Regions from separate parts of the Homo sapiens genome. Here regions 2 and 3 are each linked to region 1. Evidence: read pairs that join two places in POLR2A ChIA-PET (ENCODE). Cell type or tissue: PC-9. All regions are shown on one strand. Links, peaks and the distances in the headings refer to the core of each region. The heading gives the core; the rest is flanking DNA.

What was found. ChIA-PET counts read pairs that join two places held together with the same protein. Peaks named below come from ENCODE experiments on the same cell type or tissue, not always from the same donor. Only the 100,000 strongest peaks of a DNase experiment are listed, where the experiment ranks them.
Region 2: POLR2A ChIA-PET joins it to region 1 with 5 read pairs; 2 of 35 experiments call an interaction of 5 or more read pairs at or near these places.
Region 3: POLR2A ChIA-PET joins it to region 1 with 5 read pairs; 2 of 35 experiments call an interaction of 5 or more read pairs at or near these places.

The regions. Positions count from the first base shown.
Region 1 is chr6:18,276,449-18,284,433 of GRCh38, reverse strand. No RefSeq gene overlaps it. Among named protein-coding and RNA genes, the nearest start is that of DEK, 16 kb to the right of the region's middle. In PC-9, for the core only: no CTCF peak of the experiment used is centred there; a DNase peak (open chromatin) is centred at 4,153.
Region 2 is chr6:17,245,523-17,253,507 of GRCh38, reverse strand. No RefSeq gene overlaps it. Among named protein-coding and RNA genes, the nearest start is that of RBM24, 32 kb to the left of the region's middle. In PC-9, for the core only: no CTCF peak of the experiment used is centred there; no DNase peak of the experiment used is centred there.
Region 3 is chr6:17,873,753-17,881,737 of GRCh38, reverse strand. The region is part of intron 3 of KIF13A (kinesin family member 13A); the gene reads left to right. Among named protein-coding and RNA genes, the nearest start is that of KIF13A, 110 kb to the left of the region's middle. In PC-9, for the core only: no CTCF peak of the experiment used is centred there; DNase peaks (open chromatin) are centred at 3,937, 4,347 and 5,477; H3K27ac peaks cover 4,318 bases.

The DNA.
Region 1 (7,985 bases), core at 1,157-6,156:
CCTAGGGTAGAAGTGTTAAGATTCCATTGTAATGAGGCAATTGTTCACCTCTTCATGTAAGAAATAACATAGGCCATAATAAATAACAAAGCATAATAAATAACAAAGGCCAAAAGAAGCAGATTAAAATGTATAAATTCTGGCCAAGCCTGTAATCCCAGCACTCTGGGAGGCCAAGGCGGGCTGATCACCTGAGGTCAGGAGTTCAAGACCAGCCTGGACAACATGGTAAAACCCTGACTCTACTAAAAACACAAAAAAATTAGCCAGGCATGGCACCTGTAATCCTGGCTACTTGGGAGTCTGAGGCAGGAGAATCGCTTGAACCTGGGAGGCAGAGGTTGCAGTGAGCCGAGACTGTACCATTGCACTCCAGCCTGGGCAATAAGAATGAAACTCCATCTAAAAAAAAAAAAAAAAAAAAAAAAAAAAAAATATATATATATATATATATATATATATATATATAAAAATTCATGGAACTGAAGGTAAAATTTGTACTACTGCTAAATTGTTAGATTTGTCTCAGATTAATAAATATTTTGTATAGAACAATGACTCTTGAACCCTACCAGACTAATGTTCATTTTTAAAACAAATATTTTGTGAGCTACCCCTTTTATATCTTGAAGTGAAATAGAAAATATAGCCAAATACATACATACTTTAAAAACAAAACAATTCAACCTCCTGATTATAACATAAAGGAGACATAAAGTAAATTCTAATAAAGTAGTATACATTTTAATTTACATAAAGTAAATTCTAATAAAGTAGTACACATTTTAATTTATAACTGCTCTGGCAGGATGATGACACTAAAAGACAGAACTCCTAAAAAGCCTCGAATAAAAAGTTATCGTGCAGTAAAGAATCACCTGCAAAGTGCAGTGGCTCATGTCTATAATTCCAGCACTTTGGGAGGCCAAGGTGGGCGGATCACTTGAGGTCAGGAGTTTGAGACCACCCTGGCCAATATGGCAAAACCCCATCTCTACTAAAAATACAAAAATTAGCCGGGTGTGGTGGTATGAGCCTGTAGTCCCAACTACTCCAGAGGCTGAGGCAGGAGAATGGCTTGAACCTGGGAGGTAGAGGTTGCTGTGAGCTGAGATCACACCACTGCACTACAGCTGGGTGACAGAGCAAGACTCTGTTTAAAAAAAAAAAAAAAAAATGCAATGGAGAGTGTGCAAATTTATCATATTATAGATGTCTTGTAAATCACCAAAAGTTTATGAAATTATTTTTTTAAATGTATGTTTAAAGACATCTTGATTATTAAGGATTCATTCTGCTTTGGAACACATTTTTTATTTTTTAACCATTCAACATTTATTATGTCCTACTATGTGCTATCCCTGGGGATACAGAGATGAAAAAAAAAAAAAACCATGCTTCCTACTCTCAAGGAGCTCACAGTCTAATGAGGGAGACTGACAAATAATTAGACAATGACAATACAGTGCACTAAGTGCTGTGATTGAGGGAAATTTTGAGGTAACACCTGAATTATCTTGAAGTTCATGTATGAGATATAAAAACACACCTTTTTGCTATTATTTTCTAGGCTTGTGTATATGCATGTAAATTCATAGTAAAACATCTGGAAGGATCACACCAAACTAAACATTTCTATTCCACAAGTATTTCCTAAATGTGTCAAGTGCTTTTCTAGGCATTTGGGATATATCACCAAACATAACAGACCAAGATCTCTGCCCTAGTTGCAAAGTCTTTTCAGAATTAGGAAATAGCTCAGATATCTTTTTTTTTTTTTTTTTTTTTTAGAAGGAGTCTTGCTTTGTTGCCCAGGCTGGAGTGCAGTGGTACGATCTTGGCTCGCGGCAACCTCAGCCTCCCAGGTTCAAGCGATTCTCCTGCCTCAGCCTCCTGAGTAGCGGGGACTACAGGCACGTGCCACCACACCCGACTAATTTTTGTATTTTTAGTAGAGACTGGGTTTCACCATGTTAGCCAGGATGATCAGGAGATCTCGTGATCCACCCACCTTGACCTCCCAAAGTGCTGGGATTATAGGCGTGAGCCACCACGCCTGGCCAGATATCTTAAAATGAGTATATAATCATCTATAGACTCACTCCACAGCTTGTATCTATTAGGGAAGCAATGTGGAATGTTAGAAGGGTATGCAACCTTGATCAAGATGCTCCCTTCTCTGAATCACAGATCTGTATAAAGGGAATAATAATGGCTACTTCTTAGGTCCGTAAAGATATTTTCTTAATGTAGGTAAAGTACCTCAATAAATGGTAGTAAATTGTGGTACTAGCAAGAATATCTCTCTAAATGTTCTCTCAAGATTGAATTCAATCCTTTCAGTGCCTATATATGAGGACAAATTATTTTACAACTAGTGAGAGTAGATCTTCAAGACAGATGATCTTGAAAGACAAAAGCATCAAGAAGTAGGACTTCCAGGCCAGGTGTGGTGGGTTGTGCCTGTAATCCCAGCACTTCAGGAGGCCAAGGCCGGAGGAATGCCTGAGCCCAGGAGTTCGAGGCTGCAGTGAACTATGATTGTGCCACTGCACTCCAGTCTGGGTAACAGAGCAAGACACTGTCTCTTAAATAAAAAGAAGAAGAAAGAAGAAGAAGAAAGGAGGAAGGAGGAAGAGGAAGAAGAGGAAGAGGAGGAGGAAGAGGAGGGAGAGGACGAAGACAAGGAAGATGAAGAAAAGTAGGAAGAAGAAGAACGAAGAAGAAGGAGAAAGAAGAAGAAAAGAAGAAGAAGAACAACAACAAAAAACTAGTACTACTACTGCCAGGAGAAGCTTTAATTAATAAGATTTTGAGGCTGGACACAGTGGCTCACACCTATCATCCCAGCACTTTGGGAGGCCAAGGCAGGTGAATTGCTTGAGCTCAGGGCTTTGAGACCAGCCTGGGAGCCTGGACCAGTGTGGACTTGGCTGGCTGAATATGTTTGCTCCCGGCCAAAATGGCAAAACTCAGTCTCTACAAAAAAAAAAAAAAAAAATAGCCAGGCATGGTGGTGCACACTTGTGGTACCAGCTACTCAGGAGGCTGAAGTAGAAGGATTGCTTGAGCCCAGGAGGTCAAGGCTGCAGTGAACCTAGATGGCGTCACTGCACTCCAGCCTGGGTGACAGAGCGAGACCCTGTCTCAGGAAAAAAAAAAAAAAAAAAAAAAGAAAAGGAAATAGAATTTTGAGAGCTAGAACCTCCAGTGATAGTTTCCATTAGTTCATATGAAAATCTCCGGGATAGGGTGTGAAAGCTAACCATTCCTGAATGATTGGCTGATTTATTAAGTCATGCTCTTCACACACCCATGACCTTACTCCTTCCTCTCTCTACACTCAGCTCTCTTAGTGTACTACTCTTTTCTTGTGTCAGTCAGTTGAAGTAGTTCCATTCAATATAATGAAAAACCTAGGATGCTGCTATAGAGTAGTTCACTGCCTTTGTAAATGACCTACATTGCCTTTAATGCCATGCTTTTTTTAAATTTTTATTTTAAAAAAAATTAATTGTAGACACAGGTCTTGCCATCTTTCCCAAGCTGTCTCCAACTCCCAGGCTCAAGCAATTCTCCCGCCTCAGCCTCCCGAAGTGCTGGGATTACAGTTGTGAGCCACTGCTCCCAGCCTAATGCCACACTCTGAGTTTTGTTGAATATCTAGCTGAGATTTGCAACCACTTTGCTGTCACTGCTACATTATTAAATTCATATATAAATTCATTTCAAATGAACAAAATTCTCATTACTACAAGAATTGGAAAGAATATAAAATTCAATGTCTATTCTCAGTTTGGATTATACTTATGAGCACTTCGGTATTCATCTGTAGAAAGAAATGATTAAAATCTAGATGACTTTTAAAGTGCCTTCTAATTTTAATACTCTATAACGCTATTACTTCTACATAGCTGAATCATTGGTAAGTTATCATAGCTCAATGAAATAAGGCAATTTGTAGTGTAGGCTGCACTAAGGCTATGCTCTCCGTGGCCAAAGTTATTTCTTAGAATACTGAGCTAAAAATGTAACTGCATTCTGCAACCTATGCAAACATGTTCTAACTGATGGGAGGGGAAAAAAATTCAATTCAGAGTGCCAACAATTCCTCTGTGAGTTAGCGTGGCAGGGATAGCGTAGGGTCAGTGAAGCATCAAGTTACAGACCAAATTAAAGGTCTGGAGAAGAGTGGCAGAGTCTAATCATCCATCGTCTGAGGTTGCCAAAACTGGATCTACCACCCTTACTCACTCACAAAGGACCGTTCTATGGAGGCTAAGCATACAGACTTTGGGCTTCAAACATCTTTTTTTAAAAAAAGGTCTTCTCGTTCCAAATAGATCTTTATGAAATTATTTCCTTGAAGCTCTCAGTTCTGTCATTTTAAAATTTCCATCAAAAAGTAATCAAAACCTAATGCTTACAGTGTTCTGCCACAAATAAAAAATTATTGTGGGTTTTTGTTCCTATTAAAAACATATGCAACATATACATATTTATAGAAGTCCCAGAACCAGTGTACACACGTCCACAAAAACCTTAGGAAAATAATGTTAATAGTTTTGCCTAAACCAATAAATTTTATATTGTGCTCTGTCCATGACTACCCTTACTAAGCTAACACTTTGCAAAGGTCAGCAAGCAATGAATATTTCTGCATATTTTGTGGCATAGGTTGCAAACATTAGATCTATAGGGATGAATTAAGGTCACTTTTAAAATTCAGACAGTATTTTCTGGACTTGGTTGACCGAATCATGCGCATCTGCACTATTTTTCCTGGGGGAAAGTTAATTTTAGAAAGGAGAAAAAGTTTGCCAGGAAAACAATCACATTGGCTCAATCTCTAGACAGTGATTCTTTTCTTAAAAGTTCAAAATGCTTTACAGACAGCCTCCTGCTTGTCCTTAATATCCTTGAAAGCGGGTATGGAATATCATCCCTATTTCATAACAGGCATCTGGTTTCATAAAAAGAAATGTAAGCTTTAATGTTATAACTACTTAAGGGTACTTTAAAAAATTGGTCCTTCACCTCAATTTTTCAAAAGACAGAAAATAAAAATCTTTATTTTCCCTGGTAGTTACCTTCTGATAGTTGGATAAGTACTTATAATGGTTCAGGTACATATATGAATATATGAAAAGTAGCAGACATGCATCGATGACAAAGTTCAAGATGGAGAAACATTTAGTATTTCTGTAAATATGATATAATTTACAGACTCTCTTAATCAATTCAGGATAGAAGAACTTGGTTCAAATAATTAGGAGTGAAAACAGGATCTAAATTAATTAATATGATCACTGTTCCTTCTAGTTCCTAGAGATAATAGTCCATTTGAGTCTTTAGCCTTAAAGTAAGAAAAATGTAAAAATGTCAATGGGCTGCATTCCATCATCGACAAAAAGTCAAGGGAGCAGTGAAGGAAGATTTTCTGATTCTCTGGAGAATGGGCCTCAGCCCCTTCTAATTGTCAGGGTACTTGTGAAGGAATTCTTATATTTTAAAAATTGATATTTAAAAGCTGTTTAACCAGGTCTCCTAGAAGTATGCATTTCCCCCAATGTTATATCAGAGTTTCAAATGAATGTTAACTCTCCCTTTCCAAAATTGCTGTCTCGGACAAGGCGCTATGGCTCACTCCTGTAATCCCAGAACTTTGGGAGGCCGAAGCGGGTGGATCACTTGAGGTCAGGGGTTCGAGACCAGCCTGGCCAACATGGTGAAACCCTGTCTCTACTGAAAATACAAAAATTAGCCAGGCATGGTGGCGTATACCTGTAATCCCAGCTACTCGGGAGGCTGAGGCAGGAGAATCACTTGAACCCTGGAGGCGGAGGTCGCAGTGAGCCGAGATCGGGCCACAGCACTCCAGCCTGAGCGACAGAGCGAAACTCCGTCTCAAAAAATAAAAACGAAATTTAAAAAAATTACCTTCTCAGATCCAATGATACCGCACCAATCACATTAATCAACTTGAGGGGAACTGGCTTTCATCCCTTTCACTGTTTTTATTTTCAATTCACACTAATAGTTTCAACTGATGCTTAGCCACAGTGGGTGGCCCCTCTCTCTTCTTTGCGGACCTTACAGATACTTGGGGGTATGTTGCGGGGGCGGGCATCACAATCACCTGAGGTGCTTTTTAAATCTACTCAAGCCTGAACACACACACGCATGCAGGCACGCACACGCACACACACCAGATTTCTGAATCGAGATTTCAGAGTGGGGTCCAGCTTTTTTCCCCAGCGCCTAAGAGCTTTTGCTTTAAGTTGTTATAAAGTTGTAGCACCGCAGTCACCCTGAAAACCTTGTACACTTATCATAATAGTTAAGGGGGGAAAAAACCACCTCAGCCTGTGCCGATACCAAAGGTAAGACAGTGCATTTACTTTGATCAAGAATCAATATTCCTCCCAAAGTTAGGATAGTAAAGGAAGTGGGGGCGGGGGGAAGGTATGTTATGGAAGGAGAAGGAGTTATCACCTTTCAGCCTGGAAATTGTTACAGACCCTAGGGGAGATCTTTGCGTCCGTGTTTGCGCCACACACCTGGAAAGGGTGGATTACTCCTGCCAGCCCTGACCTCAGAGCCGGGGGTGCGGGTTTCCAGAGCTTCCCGGGGGCGGGGAAGAAAAGTCGGGAGTGGAGCTTGGAGAAGAGGTGGGGGTCCGGCGGACGGCGGAGGGGAAACGCGGATGCCCGAGGGTCTGATCCCCCGTGGGCCGCCCGCCGCGGCTTCAGCTCTGCGCGGAGGGGACCTGGGGACGGAGAAAGGGAAGGAGCAGAAGGGGAGGCGGTGACAGCCTCGGGGAGGCCGAACTGGCCCCTCGCAGAGGCTCCAGGCAGCTCGAGGGCGAACGCTGCACCCCGTGCCCCTCCTTACCTTGCGCCCGAGGTCCAAGTAAGGAGCAGGGAGACCCCGGGAGGCGCAGGGCTCCCGCCAAGGCGCGCGCGCGCTCGGGGTCCGCTATCAGCTTCTTCAGGCTGCGGGTTCAGGTATGGAAGACATTCAGGTCGCCTAGCTACCAGCCCCTTGGCGCGTCTCGGACCCCTCCTCGGCCCTCGCCCCGGCGGCCCTCTGCCCCGCTCCCCTCCGCCCCGCGGGCGCCCTCAGAGCCTCTCTGGCTGCTGATTCCGAAGAGTTTTGGCCCCTCTCCGCGGCCGGCCCTCCCTCCGCGCGCGCGCACTCACCTTCCCCACAAACGCACCCTCTTTAGGAAGGAGGCAGCGAATGCGGTCCTTGAAATTCTAGGCGCTGGGCAACTTCAGAAAACCTTTTAAAAATCTTTGATCTGCCCAATGAGGTTCAAAGTAGGGCACCATTTATATTCATACCCTGGCTCCGTCCTCTTTTTTGTCTTAACCACAGCATTATTTAACACTTGATATTCGTGTATAGGTTGAACTCTTGAGAATCTCCTGCCAGGCATTTTAATTTGTCCAAAATAACTCCTTACGTTTTATTGTTTTGAAAATGCAGACATCCCCACTTTATAAACTTGGGTTGCCAGGAGGTTAGATTGGCCTCAGAAAGCAGTTGTGTGTTCAACTGCACAAGACAGAGCAAGTCTCTTCCCAGCAGCGCTGGTACTTGCCACCTGTAAGGGCCCTGCCTCAGGGCAAGAGCAGTTAATTACACCCTGGCTTTGGTTACCGAGCATGCCCGGAGCCTCTGTTCTCACTTAAGACTCAGTTCTGAGGCTCAGGTTCTGGAAAGAAGCAGGTGGATGTGTTCAAAGAAGAGAGTTCTAATGGAGAAAACCAGCAAAGGGCAGAGAAAAAGAACGACGGGAAGGGATCCTGGGAACATGACGGTATCTTGGATAGAAGGATGTTTGAGGGCATAATATAAATAAATTATAAAAGAATAGAAAAGATTTTTAAAGTTAATAAAAAACTTTGAAGTAAATAAAATAAAAAAAGTAATTTAAAAATAACAAAGAAACATGACGGTATCACTAACTCCCAGGAGCC
Region 2 (7,985 bases), core at 1,560-6,559, 1.0 Mb after region 1:
CAATTAGTGATGCTGACCATTGACCATTTGTTTCTCTTCTTTTGAGAAATGTTTATTTGTGTCCATTGCCCACTTTTTAATGAGATTATTTGTGGGTTTTTTTGTTGTTGAGTTGTTTGAATTCTTTGCAAATGCTGGCTGTTAGTCCCTTGTCAGATGCATAGTTTGCAAATATTTTCTCTCATTCAGGTTATCTGTTCACGCAATTAATTATTTATTTTGCTGTGCAGAAGTTTTTTAGTTTAATTAAGTCCTATTTGTCCAATTTTTGTTTTTGTGGCTTGTACTCTTCAGGTTTGAGTCATGCATTATTTGCCTAGACCAATGTCCAGAAGAGTTTTTCCTAAATCTTCTTCTAGTATTTTTATAGTTTCAGGTCTTACATTTAAGTATTTAATCTATCTCGAGTTTATTTTTATATGTGGTGAGAGATGGGGTCCAGTGTCATTCCTCTGCGTGTGACAAATTCAATTTTCCTGGGACCATTTATTGAATAGGGTGTCCTTTCCCCAGTGTATGTTCTTGTTGACTTTGTCAAAGATCAGTTGGCTGTAAATATGTGGCTTTATTTCTGGGTTCTCTATTCTGTTCCGTCGATCTATGTGTCTATTTTTATATCAGTATCAGGCTGTTTTGGTTACTGTAGCCTTGTAGTATAATTTGAACTCAGGTAATGTGATACCTTCAGCTTTGTTCTTTTTGCTTAGGCTTGCTTTAACTATTTTGACTCTTTTTTGGTTCTATATGAATTTTAGGATTTTCCCCCTAATTATGTGAAAAACAATGTGAAATTTTGATAGGAATTACATTGAATCTGTAAATTGCTTTGAACAGTATGGTCATTTTAATGATATTATTTCTTCTGATCCACGAGCATAGGATGTTTTTCCATTTGTTTGTGTCATCTACAATTTCTTTCATCAGTGTTTTGTGGTTTTCCTTGTAGAGATCTTTCACCTCATTGGTTAAATATATTCCTAGAGTTTTTTTTTAAACAAAACCAATTTATTTTAATTTAAAAAGTAGACCACATATAATATTTCTTGTGATGATGATCCCAGGCATTATTCTAGATTAGAGTTGCCAGATTTAGCAAAAAAAAAAAAAAAAAATAGTATTCCCAGGTAAATTTGAATTTCAGATAACAATAAATAAACCAATGATGGTATAGGCCATACTTATTCTAAAATGAAGTATTCATTGTTTATCTGAAATTCAGATTTTGCTGGGTGCACTTCATTTTATCTGTCAACCCTAACCTAGGTACTTAGGGTACTTCAGTGAACAGAAGTTTCATGCTCTTACAGAGCTTATATTTTACAGGAGAGAGTTGGACAAGACAATAAACATAGTTAATAAGTAAACTATATAGTATGTTAGAAGATAAATGTTTTAGAGTGAAAGAAAAAAGTAGGATCCCTTAACCTGGATGTGTGCATTTGTGGAGGACAGGTTCTCATTTTAAATAGGTAAGTGGAGACATAAGCCTCATTAGAAGGTGAGATTGGAAAAAACACACACACACATACACACACACACATGACACATCCCTCCAGAATTCAGTGGAAGAATATTCCAGGCTGAGGGACAGTGTCTAGAATATTTGAAGAACAGCAAGGGGATCAGTTGACTTGAGAAAAGTGAGGGAGAGTAAGAGAGGGAGAGTGGGAGGAGAGAACATGGGAAGCCAGATCCAAGGGCCTGGAGAGCCATTTTAAGGACTTTGGAGCCATTGCAGGATTTTGAGCAGAGGTGTGACCTCACCTGAGCTGTCTTTTTTAAAAGAATCTCTCTACCTGCTGTGTGGAATACATAAAAGTATAGAAGCAGAGAGACCATTAGAAAGTTTTCACAGCTCTCAAAGGGAGAGGTGATGGGGCTCAGGCTATGGTAGTGGCAGTAGAAGTCATGTGGAGTGGTGAGATTTGGGAGTATATTGAAGCTTGAACCAATAGGATTTCCTAAAGGTTAAAAATGGAGTGTGAGAGAAAGAAAGGATTTAAGGGTGATGTCAAGGATTCTATCCAAGCAAGTGCTTTATGCATGGCACCGTTGCAATGGCTTCTTTCTAAGAAGCTGTGGCAAATTTGTGGATTACAAATAAGTTAAAGGTTCATTTGGTGTGATTTATTGAGTTGAACCATTTGTTTTCTGACAGAATGTTTGCTGTTATATAAACACAGCCTACATGTAGAAAAGAAGCAGACAGAAAGCCTGTCCTGTCTACCTTTCCCACTGGAGTTTCCTTGTCAATGTGTCTCTCACCTTCTGCCACAGGTTGAAGAACACAAAGCTGTGCCTATTATTAACATTTTTGTAGAGTACACAAAACCAAAAACAATGTACTAGTTTTGTCAGACACCATGTAATTATTAGTCTTATGAAACATGTCAACCTTCTGTCTGGAGATATTTTAAAGAAGCTGTGTATTGCAATAGCAAAGACATGGAATCAACCTAGGTGCCCATCAACAGTGGACTGGATAAAGGAAATGTGGTACATATACACCATGGAATACTATGCAGCCATAAAAACGAATGAAATTACATCCTTTGCAGCAACATGGATGCAGCTGGAGGACATTATCTTAAGCGAATGAATGCAGGAACAGAAAACCAAATACTGCATGTTCTCACTTCTAAGTGGGAGCTAAACATTAAGTATACGTGCACATAAAGATGGGAACGATGGACACTGGCGACTGCTGGAGGCGGGTGGGAAAGAGTGGGGTGAGGGTTGAGGGATTGCCTTTTGGGTACTGTGCTCACTGCCTGGGTGACGGGATCATCAGTACCCCAAACCTCAGTGTTATATCGTGTTCCCATGTGACGCACCTGCACACGTATCCCCTGAATCTAAAATAAGAGTTGAAATTTTAAAAAAGAATCTGTGCATTGAAAGTTCTAAGGGCTGTTTGTGATTACATTGAAGTGTCATTTAGATAATACACTAACATACATCCATGGATGCAAATTAGAGCATGACCTACTCCTTCTTTGGGGAAACTAAAGACAACCAAAGACTATCATGTACTATAAATAGATTTTTATGGAGACGTTTTATTTTATTCCACCTGTTAGGATAAAGAGTGGGGCAGACAGCTTGCCAGCTTACCAAATGTTACCAATCCCTGAATGCTTCAGCCTCAGCGTAATTATATCCTTTTTATTTATTGATAAACACCATATGCCTGTCATGTCAGAGATCAGAGAATGTCAAGGAGTTATTCATTAGACTCTACTACAAAGCCTCCCTCATTATGCTCCACTTCGTTCATTCTTGCTAAGGCCTCACTTCTGAGGACCTCTTTCTCCAGGGGATTCACAAACAGAGTATTCAACTCAAATAGCCTGTCTTTGATAGTCGAGCCATTGGTGCTATCACTAATATGCAACTGCCTTCTCTCAGTCATTTGCCCTGATGTAGGGACACTATGATTCAAATAATTAAAAAAAAGAGAGAAGGCAATACAAATTATTTATAATTAGTTCAGAAATATATAAACTCACCTTGAAACATTTCACTCTTCCTAATTATAGTTTACACAGACTAAATATAAAGTTGATTTTTATCTTGTAAGTTTATATGAGCTGGTGGGGAGGGAGGCTTGTTTAGTGTCACAGATGGCAGTAATAGTGTTTTGGGATTAAAAAGAAAATATATTGCAGCACTTCTGGTTAAAAAAAAAAGTTGAGAGCTGTTTTTTGTTTGTTTGTTTGTTTTTGACAGAGTCTCGCTCTGTCGCCCAGGCTGGAGTGCAGTGGCACGATCTCAGCTCACTGCACTCTAGCCAGGGTGACAGAGCAAGACTCTGTCTCAAAAAAAAAAAAAAAGAGACTTTCTATTTTTTTCTATTTTATTAATTAAAAATAACCAGACAGCTTTTCAAACATCATACTGAAGCCCTAGCTATAAAACAAGAAAAGAAAATAAAAGGTATACAGATTGGGAAGGAAGAATTAAACTTTCTCCACAGATGACATGACTGTCTATTTAGAAAATATGAAAGAATTGACAAAAAACCCTCTAGGAACTAAAAATAGATTGTAGCAAGATTGCATGATACAAGGTTAATACACAAAAGTCAATCACTTTTCTATATGCAAGTAATGAACAAGTGGAACTTGAAATTAAAAACACAATACCATTTACATTAGTTCCTCCCCAAATGAAATACTTAGGTATAAATCTAACAAAACATATGAGGAATATGAGGAAAACTACAAGATTCTGATTAAAGATATCAAAGAAGAATTAAATAAATGGAGAGATATTCCATGTTCATGTATAGGAAGACTCAATATTGTCAAGATGTCTATTCTTTCCAACTTGATCTATAGACTCAAAGCAATTGCAATCTTAGCAAAAAATCCAGCAAACTATTTAGTGTATATCAGTCCACAAACTGACTCTAAAATTACAATGGACAGGCCAGAGACCCAGAATAAACAACACAATATTGAAGAAGAACAAAATTGGAAGGCTGACATTACCTGACTTTGACTTACTATGAAACTACAGTAATCGTGACAATATGGTATTTGTGAAAGTATAGATAAATAGATTGATGGGACAGAGTAGTGATCTTAGAAATAGAACCACATAGGCTGGGCATGGTGGCTCACACCTGTAATCCCAGCACTTTGGGAGGCCAATGCAGGTGGATCACGAGGTCAGGAGTTTGAGACCAGCCTGGGCAACATAGTGAAACTCTGTCTCTACTAAAAATACAAAAAATTGACTGGGCGTGGTGGTGGGTGCCTGTAATCCCAGCTACTTGGGAGGCTAATACAGGAGAATTGCTTGAACCAGGGAGGCAGAGGTTGCAGTGAGCCAAGATCATGCCACTGCACTCCAGCCCGGGCAACCATGCGAGACTCCATCTCAAACAAACAAACAAAAGGAAATAGAACCACATAAATATAGTCAACTGATCTTTGATGAAGCAAAGACAATAAAATGGAGCAAAGATAGTCTTTTCAACAAATGGTGCTGGAACTACTAGATATCCATACATTAAAAAAAAAAAAAAGAATCTAAGCCAAGTGCAGTGGCTCATGCCTATAATCCCAGGACTTTGGGAGGCTGAGGCAGGAGGATTGCTTGAGCTTAGGAGTTCAAGAACCAACCTGGGCAAAATGGTAAGCCCCAATCTCTACAAAAAATATATAAATTAGCCAGGCTTGGTGGTGTGCGCTTGTAGACCCAATTATTTGGGGGACTGAGGTGGAAGGATCACTTGAGCCTGGGAGGTCAAGGCTGCAATGAGTCATGATTGCACCACTGCACTCCAGCCTGGGTGACAAAGTGAGACCCTGTATTAAAAAAAAAAAAGAATGTAGACACAGACCTTACACTCTTTGTAAAAACTAAAATAGATCATGGACCTAAATGTAGAAATGTAAAACTATAAAACTCTTAGAAGATAATACAGGAGAAAAACCTAGGTGGTTTTGGGAATGGTGATGACTTTTTAGATATAACACCAAAGGTATGATCCATGAAAGAAATAATTGATAAGCTGGACTTTATTAAAATTTAAAACTTCTATGTGAAAGACGGTGTCAAGAGAATAAGAACAAGCCATAGACCAAGAGAAAATACTTGTAAAAGACACATCTCATAAAAGACTGTTAGATAAAATATAAAAAGAACTGTTAAAACTCAGAAAGCAAACAACCCAATTAGAAAACAGGCCAGCTGGGCGTGGTGGCTCACACCTGTAATCGGAGCACTTTGGGAGGTCAAGGTGGGTGTATTGCTTGAGCGCAGGAGTTCGAGACCAGTCTGGGCAACATGGTGAAACCTCATCTCTACGTAAAATACAAAAATTAGCTGGGCATGATGGCATGCGCCAGTACTCCCAGCTACTCAGGAGGCTGAGAATTGCCTGAGACCGGGAAGTTCAGGCTGCATTGAGCCATGATCACACCACTGCACTCCATCCTGGGTGACAGAGTGAGAGCCTGTCTCAAAAAAAAAAAAAAAAAAGGGCGGGGGGGCAAAAGACCTAAAGACCTTAACAGATATCTTACCAAAGAAGAGATAGTGATGGCAGATAAGAATATGAAGCATATGAAAAGATGTTTCACATCATATCAGGAAAATGCAATTTAAAGCAATAATGAGATGCCACTAACCACTTATTAAAATAGCCCACGTCCTGAACTCTGACACCACCGAATTTTTTCAGAGGTCTTCTTTCTGCATCTATCAACATAACTGTACAATTTTTCTCTTTTATTTCTATTAATGTGGTAAATTATATTGGTGCATTTTCCAATTTTAAACCAACCTTGTATTCTTTTTTTTTAAATTTAACTTTTGTTTTAAGTTATGGGGTACATGTGCATGTTCGTTATATAGGTAAACTTGGGGGTTTGCTGTACAGATTATTTTCTCACCCAGGTGTTAAGCTAGCACCCATTAGTTATTTTTCCTGATCCTCTGCTTCCTCTCACCCTTCACCCTCAAGTAGGCCCCAGTGTGTGTTTTTTCCCTCTATGTGTCCATGTGTTCTCATCGTTTAGCTCCCACTTATAAGTGAGAACAAGCAGTGTTGGTTTTGTTCCTGCGTTAGTTTGCTAAGGATAATGACCTCCAGCTCTATCCATGTTCCTGCAAAGGACATGATCTTGTTCTTTCTTATGACTGCATAGTATTCCATCATGTATATGTACCACACTTTCTTTATCCAGTCTCCCATCAATGGGCATTTAGATTGATTCCATGTATTTGCTATTATGAATAGTGCTGCAATGAACATACACATGCATGTTTCTTTATGGTAGAATGATTTATATTCCTTTGGGTACATACTCATTAATAGGCTTGCTGGGTTGAATGGTCTTTAGGTCTTTGAGGAATTGCCACACTGTCTTCCACAATGGTTGAACTAATTTACACTCCCACCAACAATGTATATGCATTTCTTTTTCTCTGCAACCTTGCCAGCATCTGCTATTTTTTAACTTTTTAATAATGGTCATTCTGACTGGTATAAGATAGTATCTCATTGTGATTTTGGATTGCATTTTTCTAATGATAGGTGATATAGAGCATTTTTTCATGATTCTTTGGCCACATGTATGTCTTCTTTTGAAAAGTGTTTGTTCATGTGCTTTGCCCACTTTTTTTTCTTGAGGTGGAGTTTCACTCTGTTGCCCAGGCTGGAGTGCAGTGGCACAATCTTGGTCACTGCAGTCTCCACCTCCCAGGTCCAAGCGATTCTCCTGCCTCAGCCTCTCAAGTAGCTGGGATTACAGGTGCATGCCACCATGCCTGGATAAGTTTTGTATTTTTAGTAGAGACTAAGTTTTACCATGTTGGCCAGGCTGGTTTCAACCTCCTGACCTCAGATGATCCACTCACTTTGGCCTCTCAAAGTGCTGGGATTAAGGTGTGAGCCACCATGCCTGGCCATTTGCCCACTTTTTAATGGGGTTGTTTGTTTTGTGTGTGTGTAAATTTGTTTAAGTTCCTTAAAGATGCTGGATATTAGACTTTCTTCAGATGCACAGTTTGCAAAAATTTTCTCCCATTCTGTAGTTTGTCTGTTCATTCTGTTAACAGGTTTTTTTTTCTTCTGTGCAGAAGCTCTTTAGTTTAATTAGATCCCATTTGTCAATTTTTGCTTTTGTTGCAATTGCTGTTTGTGTCTTCATCATGAAATCTTTGCCCATTCCTGTGTCCAAAATGGTATTGCCTTCCATTCCAAAATGGTTGTCTTCCAGGGTTTTTATAGTTTTGGGTTTTACATTTAAGGCTTTAATCCATCTTGAGTTAATTTTTATATATGTTGTAAGGAAGGGGTCCAGTTTCAATCTTCTGCATATGGCTAGCCAGTTATCCCAGCCTGGGGAATCCTTTTCCTATTGCTTGTTTTTGTCAGCTTTGTAGAAGATCAGATAGTTGAAGGTATGAAGCCTTATTTCTGGGTTCTCTATTCTGTTCCATTGGTCTATGTGTTCTGCTTTTGGACCAGT
Region 3 (7,985 bases), core at 1,560-6,559, 400 kb after region 1:
AGCCGTGAGCCCTGTGCCTGGCCATTGCTGCTGCTTTTTTTTGAGACACAGTCTAGCTCTGTCGCCAGGCTGGAGTGCAGTGGCGCAATCGCAGCTCACTGCAACCTCCGCTTCCTGAGTTCAAGTGATTCTCCTGCCTCAGCCTTCCGAGTAGCTGGGATTACAGGCGTGCACTGCCGCACCCAGCTAATTTTTGTATATTTAGTAGAGACAGGGTTTCACCATATGTTGGCCAGGATGGTCTCGATCTCCTGACCTCATAAGCCACTGTGCCTGGCCTTTTTTTTTTTTTTTAACTGTAAATTGACTTTTGCTGAAATGCCATCAGAGATGACTTTTAAGTAAAAGTGGAGTTTAACTGTACTACATCCTATTCGTAAGTCATGGAACTTCATTACCTCAGATTATATATATCTCTCAACACATTTGCCTTATTAAAAACAGCTTTAGTAACTTTATTAGATGTTCAGTGGTTCACAAAAATGCAAAGCTAACATTTTTAAGAGCCTGATAAAGGTGGAGCAGATGTACCACAAGCTGCAGGGAATTAAATCCTGGTATGAGTTTTATAAGTTGCAAACTAAGAGGAAGGAGTGGGATTCTGAGAAGGTGGAGTCAAATTTTGTTGAAAACAGTGAAGGCAATAGCTTTCAGATTTCAAAAACGACTACAAAACATCTATGCTTTTGGCTGTTTTTTCCGTTGAAAAGCTATGAATGCCTTTGCAAAAAAAATGTTCTCACAATGTTGGCTCTTATTGATAAAATGTAAAATTTATACTTGGTTGGCATTTTGTTGTTTTACTCAGCTGTATGCATTAAGAAGTCTGCTGGGCCAGGTACAGTGGCTCAGCACTTTGGGAGGTCGAGGTGGGAGAATTGCTTGGGGTCAGGAGTTCGATACTAACTTGGGCAATGTTGCAAGACCCCATCTTTGCAACAACAGCAAAATTAGACAAGTATGGTGGCATGTGCCTGTAGTCCTAGCTACTCGGGAGGCTGCTTGAGCCCAGGAGTTTGAGGTTACAGTGAACTGTGATTGCCTCAAGCCCCACTGCAGTCTCTGGCCTGGACAACAGAGCAAGACCTTTTTTTTTTTTTTTTTTTTTTTGAGACAGAGTCTCGCCCTGTCACCTGGGCTGGAGTGCAATGGTGCGATCTTGGCTCACTGCAACCTCCGCCTCCTGGGTTCAAATGATTCTCCTATCTCAGCCTCCCAAGTAGCTGGGATTACAGGTGCGTGCCTCCACGCTTGGCTAATTTTTTGTATCTTTAGTAGAGATGGGGTTTCACCATGTTGGTCAGGCTGCTCTTGAACTCCTGACCTCAGGTGATCCGCCCGCCTTGGCCTCCCAAAGTGCTGGGATTACAGCTGTGAGCCACTGAGCCTGGCCCAATTAGAAGTCTTAAATAACATTTTTCTAGTATAATATGGTGGGTTTGCAAAAAATAAGACTTTATTTTTCTTCAGTCATCGGTTTCTGGCCAGCCATGGTGGTTCATAACTGTAATCCCAGCACTTTGGGAAGCCAAAGCAGGAAGATCACTTGAGGCTAGGAGAATTCGAGACTAGCTTGGGCAACACAGCGAGCCCCCATCTCTACAAAAAATAACAATTAGCTGGGCATGGTGGCATGCGCCTGTAGTCCCAGCTACTCTTGGGAGGATCGCTTGAGCTGGGAGGTTGAGGCTGCAGTGAGCTATGACCATGCCACTGCATTCCAGCCTAGGTGACAGAGCAAGACCCTCTCTCTAAAATAAAGTTTTTAAAAAATTAGAAAAAAACAAAGTAGTCAGTTTCCAAGGAATAAGTCTTGAGAAATTGGTTTTCTCCCTTTTGAAATGTCAATGTATTTTGTATGGGAAAATCAAAACTACTGTAAAGACCTAAGAAAAGCATGTCTCCTTTTGTAACAAACCTTGTGTTATTCATATAATTACATTTTGGCATGAAAGGAAGGGTAATAGTTTGTAAATAGTTTATGGAACTAACAAGAGATTGCAAGGGAAATGTCAAGGACATGACAAAGGAATTAATTTAAACATCTTTAAAACTGCATTAGTAACGGCCATAATTTTTCTAGTGACAGTCAAACAAATAAATGTTCTAATTTCTGTGCAGACTACAAATTGTGCATGATATGCCCTTGCTTGTTTATCCACCTGAACCATGGAATAATGATGCTGAAGGGGACCCCAGTGCTCATCTAGTGACCGAATCCTTATTTGACCATTGCAGGAATCAAGTTCCCCCAAACCATGCATGTGAAAGTAATGAAACATCTAAAAATATATCCTGCAGCTTGAACCTCTGCTTACTCATAATAGTTCTTACATCCACTCCATGCTCTTGTCTGTGTTCCAACTCCTTCCCCTGGTAATATGTTTATTAATTGAAAAAATATTACATACAGTGCCTGCCCTGTATGAAATACTGAAACAGGCACTATGGGGTGCATGGAACATAGTTCCTGCTGCCATGGAGCTCACCATTTAGATTTGGAAGTAAGACCCACACAGAAGAACCAAGGCATAAAACAGGACCGTATGTAAATCAGTGTCAAGGGAGCTACAAACTGCTGTAAAATTTCATAGGAGGGAAAGGGGATTGGGAGATCACTTCCAGCTGAGAAAAGAATACAACAAAAATTTTTCTATTCACTTGCTTTGAGTTTTAGGGAAATCATGTAGATTTCTGGACTTCAGCTTTCTTCCTAGTAAATGTTTAATAAAATAACAACCTATACTCCAAGACTGGTTTGAGGTATCACCATTCTAAAATGCCTGTGATCAGAGATTTTGAAATTCAAGACATAATGCAGTTCAAAGGGTGCTGCTCTTTGGCAAGCAAAGAACAGTTGTATCTATCAGTATTGTTAGGACTCTTTTCATCTGCAGGGTTTTAATATTTGTCTGAATTCTAGGGGGCAAATGCTTAAAATGAAAATGGTCTCGTGCCCTTTTATTGGCAAAAACAACTTTAAATGATTAACTCTTTGATTGTTAGAAGTTTTCACAGACTTTGGAATAATTCTTACTGACAGGTAGACCCTCAAAATTTGGGGTAGATCTCTTTTATTTTAAGTAGCATTACTATGAATGTAAATGTCTAGCTTTCTAACTTTATTTGAAGAATAGCAAATTGTTAAATTAAGTTTGACCTGGATGCAGTGGCTCATGCCTGTAATACCACACTTTGGGAAGCCAAGACAGGAGGATCGCTTGATCCCAGAAGTTAAGACCAGCCTTGGCAACACAACATGACCCTGTCTCTATAAAGAAAACAAAAATGAAAAAAAAAAAAAAAGTTAGAGGTAGGCATGAAAAATTAACATGTAGAAAATAAATTATTATTCCACTACATATAGCAATAACTGAAGAAGTGAATAAATGATTATTCCACTATATATAACAATAACTGTGTTCAAAACACAGTCCTTGAACACACAGGCACTCTCTGCCCCAGTGCCTTTGCACCTGCTATTCCATCTGGCTGTCATGCTTTTCCACAGGCTTTCATAGGACCTGCTCCAGTTTTTTCCAGTGCCCCCTTGCTGTTACATTTTTGTGTCACTGATTACCTCCTGGCGTCATATGTGTTTATTGGTTGCTTGCATATTGCTTCTCTCCCTTCACCTCACTGGGAGCTTCATAAGGGACATGAATAATATAAGTATTACTACAGATAATGCAAGTAATAGGATACTCATGAGCTCCACGAGTCTTTGCATGTTTTTTGACTGCTATAATTCTAGCGCTTAGCACACAATAGGTACTCAATAAATATTTGTGAATGGATAAGTGAATTAATGAATTAGATGGCTACTACTAGGCCTGATTTGTAGTCATGCTCAGTAAATACTGACTGCAAATTTTTTTAGTGCAGAAACCAGAAGTTATTGAAAGCAGCACAGAATGAGGTTGAAAACCAAAGGTTCTTGGTGGGAGGATTTTTTTTTTCTTAATATTTAGGATGACGCATGTCACTGAAATTCACCATGGATCAAGCTTGGGCACAGTGCCCGGGATATAAGAAGGAGAGCGGTAAAGATACTTCAAAAAAAACAAAAAGAAAAGAAAAGAAAGGAAAATAGCCTCTATTGGCTGTTTAAAGTAAGGAGAGTTGACTTAGGTCAAAAGAAAAGGGAAATGTCCTGGAAATAAAAGTTAAGTATTATAAGATGCCATTAAAGGGAGTTTGTGGAATCTCCTTTTCTGGAGATGTTTAAAAACAAGATAGATCATCATCTCTTAGAAGTGTTGAAGTTCAGTCCTACCCAGAGGCAGGAAGATTAACTGGATTACGCCTGTGTGGTCGGTCTCTAGAGTCATTGGAAGAGCCCTTGAATGCAGTAAATATTCCACATTCTCTTGGCTGAAACTATTGTTTCATAACTGTTCATTTGAAACTTGGTTATTATAAAACCAGAGTGAATGTTTGTTTAAGTAACAAAATTGAATTTGGATCTCGGGTTGATGATGTAAGTTGAGTACATCATATATACCTAAATCAGTTTTAAAAACATTAAAATAAAGTATATATAGTGCTGAAACTATTCAGAACATAACTTAGTCTTTTTTTTTTTTTTTTTTTGGCAAGAGAGAGAGAACATTGCGTATAACTTACTAGTCTTTTATAATGTAAAAAAATGCCTGTTTCCCTGCGAGATCTTAATGCCATTAAGTACATCAATAAGTAATTATAAAGTGACTACTATAAACATTGCAGGCTTCAAAGATGAATTCGATATGGATCCTGCTTTCAGGGAACTTAGTCTACAAGTGGAGATGAAACATATATACAGGCCGGGCACAGTGGCTCATGCCTGTAATCCCAGCACTTTGGGAAGCCAAGGTGGGAGGATTGCTTGAACCCAAGAGTTTGATACCAGTCTGGGCAACATGGCGAAGTCCCATCTCTACAAAAAACACAAAAATTAGTTGGGCATGGTGGCATGTGCCTGTAGTCCCAGCTACTCAGGAGGCTGAGGAGGTAGGATCAATTGAGCTGATTGAGGCTGCAGTGAGCCATGATAGTGCCAGTGCACTCCAGTCTGGGCAACAGAGGGAGACCCTGTCTCTGAATGAATGAATGAATGAATGAATGAATGAATGCTGTCTCACACACACAGATCATATACATGATAAATGAAAAATAAAATAATTGAGATAGGAGCCATAAAAAAGGACTAAACAGTGTTGTAAGGTTTCAGAGAAAGAAAAGATGATTCCTTTGGATTTAACCAAGAATGCTTCTGGGAGGAAAAATGTATCGAACTGGGCCTTAAGGGGTATGACGTATTTTGAAGGGTGGAAATGAAGGAGAGAACAAGGACAGAGATGAAATTATACTTAGTAATTCTGAGGTAAGGACAAGTTCCACTGGAGCATGAGGAATTTGGGGTTAATAGGCTGGGAGGGCCTATTGTGGCTAGTCTCAAATGCCAGGCCAAAGAGCATGGGTTCTGTATGCTCAGTGCTTAAGATCTCTTGGAAGTGATTAAGCATTAAAGGATCCTGCCCATGGGAGGTTTGTAATTTGCTGTTTGGACTGCAAGAGATAAAGGGCAATAGCAGTGAGCCCAGGAAGGTAGCTGCTGAGTCACCTGGGCTGCATTTGCTAAGGGATATGCTGAGAAGTAGTAGTTCCAAGGCATGTTAATAAGTGTTAGTCCAAAAAGGGTCTCCTCACCAAAATGAATTGGGGAAATAAAATGTTAAACAATCAAATAGGCTTCTTTCCTGGACTTCATTTCTGAAAAGTCTCTGGAAGACTTTTTAGAGCCTTTAATATTGAGAATTTCATTGAGAATCTCAAATAGGATAAAACGTGCACCACTTCCAACATGATTTGGTCTTTTTTCATGGAGTAGCTCATGAAACTCTGGTTCCTTAGAACACACTTTGGGGAACATTGCTCTACACATTTGATAATAACAGCTGGAACACAAGTGGTGGTAATGGGCATGAAAAACAGCAGTTAGGGCCAGGCATGGTGGCTCACGCCTGTAATCTCAGCACTTTGGGAGGCTGAGGCAGGCAGATCATTTGAGGTCAGGAGTTTGAGTCCACCCTGGCCAACATGGTGAGACCTCGTCTCTACTAAAAATACAAAAATTAGCTGGGCATAGTGGTGCGTGCCTGTAGTCCCAGCTACTTGGGAGGCTGAGGCAGGAGAATTGCTTGAACCCAGGAGGCAGAGGCTGCAGTGAGCTGAGATCATGCCACTGCACTGCAGCCTGGGTGACAGAGTGAGACTCTGTCTCAAAAAAAAAAAAAAAAGGAAAAGAAAAAACAGCAGTTTGATGGGAGTCCTTACAGGGGAAGCACCAAGAAGCACCAGCCATTCCCGGTATATAGTAGGCATTCAGTAGCTATACAGAAAGTTAATTCATGTAAAAGTGAATTAATGATTTCATACCAGTAGATGTTGGTGTGGATGCGGTCAACAGGGAACACTTTTACATTGCTAGTGGAAATGTAAACTAGTACAACCACTATGGAAAACAGTGTGGAGATTCCTTAAAGAACTAAAAGTAGAACTACCATCTGATCCAACAATCCCACTCCTGGGTATCTATCCAGAGGAAAATAAGTCATTATACGAAAAAGATACTTGCACATGCATGTTTATAGTGGCACAGTTCACAATCGCAAAATCGTGGAACCAACCCAAATGTCCATCAGTCAACAAGTGGATAAAGGAACCATGCTGTGTGTGTGTGTGTGTGTGTGCGTGCGTGTGCGTGTGTGTGTGTGTGGTGGAATACTACTTAGCCATAAAAAGGAATGAATTAACGGCATTTGCAGCGACCTGCATGAGATTGGAGACTATTGTTCTAAATGAAGTAATTCAGGAATGGAAAACCAAACGTTGTATGTCCTCACTGATATGTGGGAGCTAAGCTATGAGGACAGAAAGGCATAAGAATGATACAGGGGAGTTTGGGGATTTGAGGGGAAGAGTGGGAGAGGGGCGAGGGATAAAAGACTACAAATATGATGCAGTGTACACTGCTCAGGTGATGGGTGCACCAAAATCTCACAAATCACCACTAAAGAACTAACTCATGTAACCAAATACCACCTGTACCCCAATAACTTATAGAAAAATAAAAAAAGATAAAACATGAAATTAGCCAGGCATGGTGGCGAGCACCTGTAGTCCCAGCTACCCAGGAGGCTGAAGGCAGGAGAATTACTTGAGCCCGGGAGGCAGAGGTTGCGGTGAGCCGAGATCGCACCACTGCACTCCAGCCTGGGCAACAAAGCGAGACTCCAACTCAAAAAAAATTAAAATTTAAAAAATATGAAGAGATACTTTTACATGTAAAAGACATGCCAAATACTAAACATGTAAAATTGCTAAACATGTAAAGTTGCTTCACATCTTTACTTTTCGAGGAATTGTATATTAAAAATACAGTAAGAACCCCCCCCACCACCACCAAAAAACAAAAACAAAAACAAAAACATGCTTTGCTGGAGATTGCCTGCAGAGACAGAAGGGGAAAGGAGTGCAGGATGGGAATATGGAGAGTTTTGAACTTCAGTATGCTACAGATGATATCATGGAAAGCTAGGAGAAGGAACTGCTTTATATGAAAGTTGAGTATTGAGAAGCTGAGGGAGATCGACCTGGAAGGTTCCATGGTTGCTGAAACCATGGACTTGCGAGAGAAGATATTGTTTTTGTTTTTTGTGTTTTCTCATCAGATGTATTGTGGAAAAAAATATCTCGTTAAAATGTCTGGTTATTTGAATTCTAGATAAATAGTAATTTTCATATACAACTTATTCTAATACAGAAAGCTAACCATATATTTAGTCTAAAAGAAATATCATAGGGCCAGGCGCGATGGCTCACACCTATAATCCCAGTACATTTTGGGAGGCAGAAGAGAGAGGATTACTTGAGGCCAGGAGTTCGAGACCAGCCTGAGCAATAGGGCAAGACCTCCTGTCTGCAACAATTTTTTTTTTAAT